Linked DNA regions of Homo sapiens: region 1 is linked to region 2. The links are chromatin contacts, found by Hi-C or POLR2A ChIA-PET in ENCODE. All regions are on one chromosome and are shown on one strand. Each heading gives the region's core, a stretch centred on a gene start or an enhancer-like site at or near the end of the contact. The rest is flanking DNA. Distances are from core to core; before and after follow the strand shown. Region 1 holds the start of CST8 (cystatin 8). Region 2 holds the start of CSTL1 (cystatin like 1).

The links. A loop is a pair of places that touch in the nucleus more often than their neighbours do. ChIA-PET counts read pairs that join two places held with the same protein, here RNA polymerase II (POLR2A).
Region 1: a map of heart right ventricle shows a loop between it and region 2 (7-fold over the local background). The contact joins the promoter of CST8 here to the promoter of CSTL1 in region 2. A Hi-C loop is called at or near these places in 1 of 168 maps with a recorded cell type or tissue (heart right ventricle). POLR2A ChIA-PET finds 5 or more read pairs at or near these places in 3 of 52 experiments (Panc1, activated CD8-positive, alpha-beta T cell and naive thymus-derived CD4-positive, alpha-beta T cell).

Annotation. Positions count from the first base shown.
Region 1 is chr20:23,488,894-23,493,114 of GRCh38, reverse strand. CST8 (cystatin 8) reads right to left here and starts at 1,998. Exons shown (of 4, transcript NM_005492.4): 1 at 1,773-1,998; 2 at 1,217-1,590; 3 at 44-157. The coding sequence starts at 1,447. RefSeq lists an enhancer at 2,034-2,534.
Region 2 is chr20:23,438,085-23,442,601 of GRCh38, reverse strand. It overlaps CSTL1 (cystatin like 1), which reads right to left and starts at 2,917. Exons shown (of 4, transcript NM_138283.1): 1 at 2,796-2,917; 2 at 2,116-2,458. The coding sequence starts at 2,334. RefSeq lists enhancers at 1-176, 579-678.

The DNA of each region.
Region 1 (4,221 bases), core at 749-3,248, 51 kb before region 2:
CAGAGCTGCCTAGGCCGTCACAGATGAGTGGTTCATCACCTACCCTTTTCAGCTTGGAGTTTTCTTGAATGGCGCAGATTTCATTAGTGCTTAAAGGCTTTCTGCAATCGCTGCGGGCAATTTCTACATCAATAAGGTATTCCAGAAGATTTGTGACCTGTTGGTTAGCAATTATGCAATTTTATTCAAAAGAGTTGTACTTTTTTAAAGTTTTGACAAAAAAAAAAAATTACTCTTACTCTCGTCCTTTCCTCTTTCCTTCCTCCCTCACCCCCAGACAGAGCTTTAGCGGAAGGCTAAGATGCCCACTGCCTGGAGCCCTGTGTACAACAAGATCAGTCAGGACTCCATAGGCTCCTGGAGCTGGACACTTGAGTAAAGACTCCTCTCCAGTTTGTCACCTCCTTGAAAGCAAGGCCTTCTCATTCCATTTCCTGTCCCCAAGCCCAGGGCATGCTGCATGCTCAGTGAGGACTGAGAGGTGAAAGGTGGGCTCTTCAGAACCATCAGCTCTCCTGGGCCTGAGATGCTCAGGTTCACACAGGCCTGACCAGGGGACAGCCCCCTCAGCCACATTAGGCCCCAGTCCCTCAGATTCCTGTGAAACCTCCCATCCTCTGGGGTTTCCCCACCCAAAGCCCCTCCCACCAGCTCAGCACACAGTCCATGAGGACCCATGCAGGCATGAGTTTGCCTGTCTTGTTCTCTGCTGAGTCTTTAGTGAGTAGAACAGCAGTAGGTTTATAGCAGGACATTAGTATTTGTTGAACTCATTAGTGACTGAATGCAATCAAGGCTACTTGTGATGTCCATTTAAATCTGTTTTCATCTGGCATTAAAGGATTACAGCAGGAGATGAAGGAGTGTCTGCTAGTTGGGTCCAGGTTCACCTGGACTCACCTTTATCAGATCTTTTCTCATGGCTAGCATTCTATCTGTCTCCCAACCTTAGCAAATACATGAACATTTGATTTGCAGTTTGGGGTTTAAATGAGTTAATCTATGCGAAGGACTTAGAACAAAAGCGCAAGCGTTTGTAGAAAGTGCTCTGTGTGTTCACTGCCTTATTGATGCTGTGGAAGTGTCTAGGCTCTTAAGCATTCACATATTTAGGATTTTTGCATAGTGATATTTTTCTTATATGCCCACTCTTTCAGTCTGGCTTCAACTGTGCCACCATATGCAAATGTCCACCTATATGGAAAGACACCTTTACCTGAAGCTGGGCTTGCAGTGTCTTGACCACCAGGAAGACATACTTGTCCTCGCTCTCTTTGTTGTATTCTTGCATGGCAAACCACAGACACTGCTTCACGTTGGCATTTGAGGCATTGACGGGTTTTAATTTCCTCAGCACCCCTGTCTCATTCTTTTTTGGGTCTTTCCTGGCCACCAGGGCCAGGGGAATGGTGAGGAGGATCAGGGAGAGCCACCGGCACCTGGGCATGGTCCCTTGGGCAAGAGGCAAAGTCGACTCTCCTCCTCGTCGTCTCAGGGCTGGAGCTGTGGGCAGGATGGGGTGGCCGCAGCTGCTGCTGTGGGTTCAAGAATCTTCGAGCCACACACTGCCTCCTGTTAGCGTCAGCCCAGCTGGATTCAAGACAGGCCATTAGGGTCACTCTTTGGGGTTTGTCCTCTCTTTCTCCATGGAAACCCACCCAGGAATGCCAGTTAAGGAGTCTCTCTACCAGCCTCCCCTCCTTACCCTGAGAGCAATCTGTGTGTCTAGGGAGAGTTCCTCTCCCCTTCGGCCCCAGTGTGTCTATGCCTACCCCTGTGAGCGTCACTCTTGTTATCTGCTTCTCAGTCCTGTATGATGTGATCATGAAAACTGTGGCTGCCCCAGAGGCCTTGTGGCCTCAGCCCTTGGTGGACTTTCAGCCTGCTGTGCCTGCAGCTCCTTCTTACTCCCTGTGGAGCTGGGAGCTGACCTGACCAGTGGTTCTCCTAGGTCTTCAGCACTCTTAGTTCATGCCTGTGGCCCAGTCAAGGGTCTCTGTGGGTCCTGGTCTGCGGTCTCTCTTGCCCCTCTGAGTCCACGCCCTGCAGGGAGGTTACGCTTTGTGATGTAATTCAGCACCTGTGTCTTGTCCCAGTGAGGACATCTCCCACTTGCCAGCCTCCGGCCTTTGGTCTAAACAGCTCTCACAGGGGCACAGAGAGCAAGCAAATGCCTCCTGCTGTGCCCTCAGAGTCAGGGGCCTGCAATGGTTAATACTGAGTGTCAACTTGATTTGATCGAAGGACACCAAGTATTGATCCTGGGTGTGTCTGTGAGGGTGTTTCCAAAAGAGATTAACATTTGAGTCAGTGGGCTGGGGAAGGCAGATCCACCTTTAATCTGGTGGGCACAATCTAATCAGCTGCCAGCGAATATAAAGCAGGCAGAAAAACGTGAAAAGGAGAGATGGTCCTAGCCTCCTAGTCTACATCTGTCTCCCATGCTAGATGCCTCCTGCCCTCGAACATCAGACTCCAAGTTCTTCAGTTTTGGGACTCTCAGACTGGCTCCCCTTGCTCCTCAGTTTGGCAGACAGCCTGTTGTGGGCCCTTGTGATCATGTAAGTTAATACTTAATAAACTCCCTTTTATATACATATTATTTATATATATAATTTATGTATATTTTATATATATATAATTTATATGTATATTTTATATATATACAATTTATATATATATTTTATATATATAATTTATATATAATTTTTATATATAAATTATATATATTTTATATATAATTTATATATATAAATTATATATATTTTATATATAATTTATATATATAAATTATATATATTTTATATATATAAATTATATATATTTTATATATATATAATTAATATATATATAATTTATATATATATTATATATATAATTAATATATATATAATTTATATATATATTATATATAATTAATATATATATAATTTATATATATATTATATATAATTAATATATATATAATTTATATATATATTATATATATAATTAATATATATATAATTTATATATATATTATATATATAATTAATATATATATAATTTATATATATATTTTATATATATATAAAGGGGAGTTTATTAAGTATTAACTTTATATATATACACAACCATATATATCCTATTAGTTCTGTCCCTTTAAAAGAACCCTGACTAATACAGGGCCCCTCTGGCATCTTCTGCCCACCTGTGCCAATGACTCTGGCTTCCTGAATGCCTGGCCTCTGAACTCCCTTGGCTTGGGCCAACAGTAACCCCCTGCCCTGTCCTGCCAGGGTAAGGGTCACGTGGCCCACTCTGATGCCCAGGCCTGGCCCTTAGTGGGAGGAGGGGGGCACGCACCTGTTAAGCTCTCAAAGCTTCTGCTTTTCTGTGAAAATCCCAAATCAGTGTCCAGAAAGTTCCTGGTGAGGCAGAGAGGTGAGCATTCTTCCTAGGCTGCAAAGATCAATGGGTTCTATGAGCAAGGGCAACGTACAGAAAACACATATGGGGCAGGAATCTGTCAGGCAGGTGGCAAAGCATTGCAGACTACAAATGCATTATGCTGTATTTAAACTTTCTCCCTATGACTAGATTCTTCAGTTTCTCATTTTCAGCTGTTACAAACAGTATTGCAGTGAACAATCCCTTTCCAATATCTTCATGATGTTACACAAGTGTTTTTGTAAAATAAAAGACTAGATGTAAAATTGATGCAAAGCTTTACGCAAATTTAAATTTATTATTTATTGCCAAAATGTTCGTCACTTACTAATTATATATTCATGATTTTCAAATCCTGCTGCATGTTAAAAGTACTGACGGAGATTTAAAACACCAGGGCATACCTAACTGATAAAATCAGAATCTCTGGAACAGGGTCCAGGAAGCCAGCTGTTTTTAAAGTTCCCCAGGGGTTCCAATCTGCAGCCAAGTTTGAAAATCAGTGTAGTGGATCTGCACTTCCTGATATTAATGTGCACATGAACCACCTGGGACTCTCGTTAAAATGTAGGTGCTGAGTTTGTGGGTCTGAGGCAAGGCCTAGATTCTGCATTTCTAACTAGCTCCCCATGTGATCCAAATTCTGCTGATACTCAGATCCCAGTTTGATTAGAGAAGTATTGACCTGTGACAATCCCTGCTTCTTCATATCTTTGCCTTCAGCCTAGCCTTTCTTCATGGAATAGATGATTATGTTCCGTTTATTTGATTTGTACTATTTGTATTATTGGT
Region 2 (4,517 bases), core at 1,668-4,167:
AGGCACGGTCACACTGACTTTCAGCATGCTCAGAATGTAAGAAAAAACTAAACCACCCGTCATCACTGTAACTGACATTCCAGTGTGCAAAGTGTTATTCGTTATTAGACTTATTTGTTCGATAATGACAGGAGTAGTCATAATAACAGCAAAGATTTTTTATAAGTGCTACCAGATGTTGGCACTGTGCTAAGTGCTTCCCTCCTATTCTGAGGCACTTTGCAGGTGAAGAAACTGAGGTCTGGAGAGTCTGGATGTCACTTGACCAGGAGCCTCAGTTGGGAGGAGCTGGGCGTGAAGCCCCCAGAGGCACCTGGCAGCCCTCCACGCCTGCTCTTGTCCCCTCTGTGAGGTGTAAGGACAGACACAATGGTCATATGGGTGTGGGGGTGCCCAGAGGCCCATGCCAAGATCACCCAGCTACCAGGAGGCACGCCTGCTCTGTCTGCTTATCAATGTGAATGACATCAAATGCTCATCATTATTCCTTAACAGCTAACTTAATGGTGATGGATTGATTTCACAAGGCAAGCCTCCTTGGGGTCTTAACCAATTGTGGAAGAACCAAGAACCAAATGGGCAACATCGCCATCTTGTGGTAGAAGTGCCTCACTGAGCCAGCCTGTGGGACAGTCTGCATTGGGATGAGGATTTGACCTATGCTGACTGGTCCTCCCCACGCTGCCCTCCCGCCTTGCCGGTTCTCTCTGTTCCAGCTGCCTTACTCTCTGGCGAGAGAGCTTTCCCATAGCCAGTTGTGTTTTCCCAAATCTAGCTAATTGAACTAGGACGTAGCATTGTTGCTGCCCCAACTTCTACAGTCAGCCCTCTGTACTTACGAGCTCCATATCTGTGGATGCAAACAACCGTGCATCAAAATATTCAGGAAAAAAAAATGTATGGTTGCCTGTATACTGAACATTTTTTCTTGTAATTATTCCCTAAACAGTACAGTATAATAATTATCTACATAGCATTTACACTGTACCACTTATTATAATTAATCTAGAAATGATTTACCATATGTGGGAAGATGTGCATAGGTTATGTGGAAACACTATTCCATTTTACATAAAAGACTTCAGAATCCATGGATGTGGGCATCCTGAGGGGTCCTGGAACCAATTCCTCATGGACACCAAGGGGACTGTATAGTTTATTATCTGACCTTGAGGAAATGTTGTACCAATAAAAGGGGTTCCCTAACAACTTTTCTTTCTTCTATTATCCTTCAATTGATATATTTCAGAGAAATTTTATATGTAAAACAGAAGGTGAGGTGATCTGGCTGAACCCTATCTCTCACATCCTCTCCACTTCCAGAATAAACCCTCTGTATAATTTGAAGTTTGTATAACACAGAACACCCAGTTTTGAATTTTACAACCCTACACATTGAAAAAATATTGGGGGCTACAGGCCTACAGAGAATATTTGTATTTTGCCAAATGAGAACTTTAAAGGGAGCAAAATTATCCTTGCTGTCACTCCGGCAGGGTCAAATATCAGAATGAAAGGCATTTCTTCCCAAGGAAAAAGAGCTGGCCGGGCGTGGTATCTCACGCCTGTAACTCCGGCACTTTGGGAGGCCGAGGTGGGCAGATCACCTGAGGTCAGGAGTTCGAGACCAGCTTGGCTAACATGGTGAAAACCGGTTTCTACTAAAAATACAAAAAATTTAGCCAGGTGTGGTGGTACGTACCTGTAATCTCAGCTACTTGGGAGGCTGAGGCAGGAGAATCACTTGAACCTGGGAGGAGGAGGTTGCAGTGAGCCAAGATCATGCCATTGCACTCCAGCGTGGGCAACAAGAGCGAAACTCCATCTCAAAAAAAAAAAAAAAAAGAGTTTAATCCTCAGTGAACACTTTTGCCTCTAAGTGTATTGGAGTTAGAGTTCATGCCAGTCCTTAGGAAAGCATTTTGGAAGCATGGCTAAGGACATTCTGGGATCTGAACAACTCTACAATGTACCTGCTACAAGTGAAGATGCTTCCCCCTTGGGACCTCACGGAGGACCACCACTTGGTTCTCTTGGGAGCTACCCCAGAATCCTCACATGTCTGAACTGGCAAGAACAGGGCCTGCTGATGTCTTGGGAGAGCAAGGTACAAACCTGCATCTGACTTCGAATTAGCCTCTGGACTCGATATAAGTAGGTGTCGTTGCTGGCATTGTTGTAGGATTGAATGAAGAAGTTGAGTGTTGAATTCATGTTCTTCTTGCTCATGAGCTTCTGCTGGAAGCCCTCCCACCTTTGGAAGTGACCCAGCTTGGCTGACAGGACCAGGGCAATCAGCAGCAGCAGGGGGTTTCTCCAGCATCCGATCCCCATGTCTACAGCCTCAGAAACTTTCTTCCCAACTGCACCTTCCAGGGTGTGGTGGTGCCAGGCTGCAGTTCACTCATTCTCCCATCATAACCCTCACCAACATAGGCTTTCCTGGGGGATGGCCTGCCTGCATTTAAACAGAGATTCAGACCTGAACCTTGTCACTCAGTTTCCAGCCAGTTCATTTTCTACCCATTTACACCACCCATTCAGTTCTTTGGTGATCCAGGCAAGCAAAATTTTTAAACACCTGCTAAGGCGTGCAAGCCCCTCTCCCTGCCTTCACATGTCTCAGGGAAGAAAAGCCCCAGAACAGCCCCTACAGTGCTCTGCAATAAGAGCTGGGGTTGTAGATAGAGAAGCATCACTTACAGGAAGGGAGGCGGCCTTACGGAGAAGGTAATATCTGAACTGAGATATAAGGAAGCAGTCATATGGAGCAAGGAGTGGTACATTATTCTTACCTTCCTTGGGTTCCAACTGTCTTACAAAGCCACCACCTGTTCCCTGTGCTTCCTTTACAGACACGTTCTCCTTGCTCACCTGCCGCCCGCCCACCACAGATTTCTGCTTGCAGGATCCCCCTATACCTGCAGGCCCTGCACTGGCTTTTGCTATCTTGTTGTGACCCTAGTGGAGCTTTGTGAGGTAATTGCAGCCTCCCTATGAGGGAGGAATAAACTGTGAGCCCCATTTAGAAATTATCCGCAGACCCCTGAAGATTAGGTGTCACTTACCCCCAAAAGCCCATGAATGCCCTATTTTAAAAACATTTGCTGGCTGGGCGCGGTGGCTCACGCCTGTAATCCCAGCACTTTGGGAGGCTGAGGTGGGTGAATCACCAGAGATCAGGAGTTCGAGACCAGCCTGGCCAACATGGTGAAACCCCATCTCTACTAAAAATACAAAATTAGCTGGGTGTGGTGGTGTGTACCTGTAGTCCCAGTTACTTGGGAGGCTGAGGCAGGAGAATCACTTGAACCCAGGAGGTGGAGGCTGAAGTGAGCCGGGAGGGTGCCGCTGCACTCCAGCCTAGGTGACAGAGCGAGACTGTGTCTCAGAAAAAAAACAAAAAACAAACAAAAAAAAACACCTTAAATGGAATCCTACCAGAAAAAAACATTAGTGGAATAGTTGATGAAATGTGAATAAAATCTGCAGATTAGTTAATAGTATTGTGTGAATGTTGATATTCTAGTTTTCACCGTTGTACTGTGATTGTATAATATGTTAACATTTGGGGAAGTGGAATGAAGGGTATACGAGAATGCTTTATGCTATTTTTGCAGCCTTTGTGTAAGTCTGAAATTATTCCAAAATAAAGGTTAAAATGTCCAAAACTAAATAAAGCGTTGTTCTGTGAGGAGTAGCGTGCTGAGGGAGGGGAAGCAGGAGACTTAGGATCCAACTGTCCTGGCTCAAGTCCTTCGCTGGGGACTCTGGGAGAGTTACCTCATCTCCCTAAGCTGGGTTTCTTCACCTGTAATATGAGAATGGGGAGAAAGACTCCACTTGAATTGTGGTAGAGACTAACTGGATGTAGGCAAAGAACCTGCTCCCAAGTCAGGTGTCAGGTGCATAAGAATGTCTTCTTCGTGATTCTTCTGTGACTCTGAACCCACACTTCACCCATGGCCTGTCATGTCCCGGAAGCCAGGCCACCTTCCATCATGACAATGTTGCTAGCACCAGTCACAACATCCTCCCTTGGCCCCAGAGCCTGTCTTGAGAGGACTTGTCCAGCCGGTGGAGGTGATACATTTGAAATTCCCTGAGCCTGAGCTGCCGAGGGCCACTTGCTGTAGAATAGATAATGAAGGATTCCGAGTAATCCGGGAAGCCACACAGACCTGTGCCGTCTCAGCATGCCCCAGACACCTGGGATACCCCCATCAGGCTGAGGCCCATAGAGAGGAAAAATAACATTGGGTGGGCCATATTAGAAACCCCATGGATGTGGGGCTCAAAGCATAAACAATAAATCTGCTTAAGAAATATGGGAGTTGGTTGTGTCCATAAAGAGGAAAATGAGTCACTGGCAATTTTAATTGAAGAAAAGGAAAACATAGACCCTGACTATGCCACAGAAAGAGATGTGAGGCGCCTAACAGGTCACACTGGCGTTCCTTAGCTTGTGTCAGCAAAATGCTGATTTCTGACTCTGTGGACATGGAATCAGGAAAAAA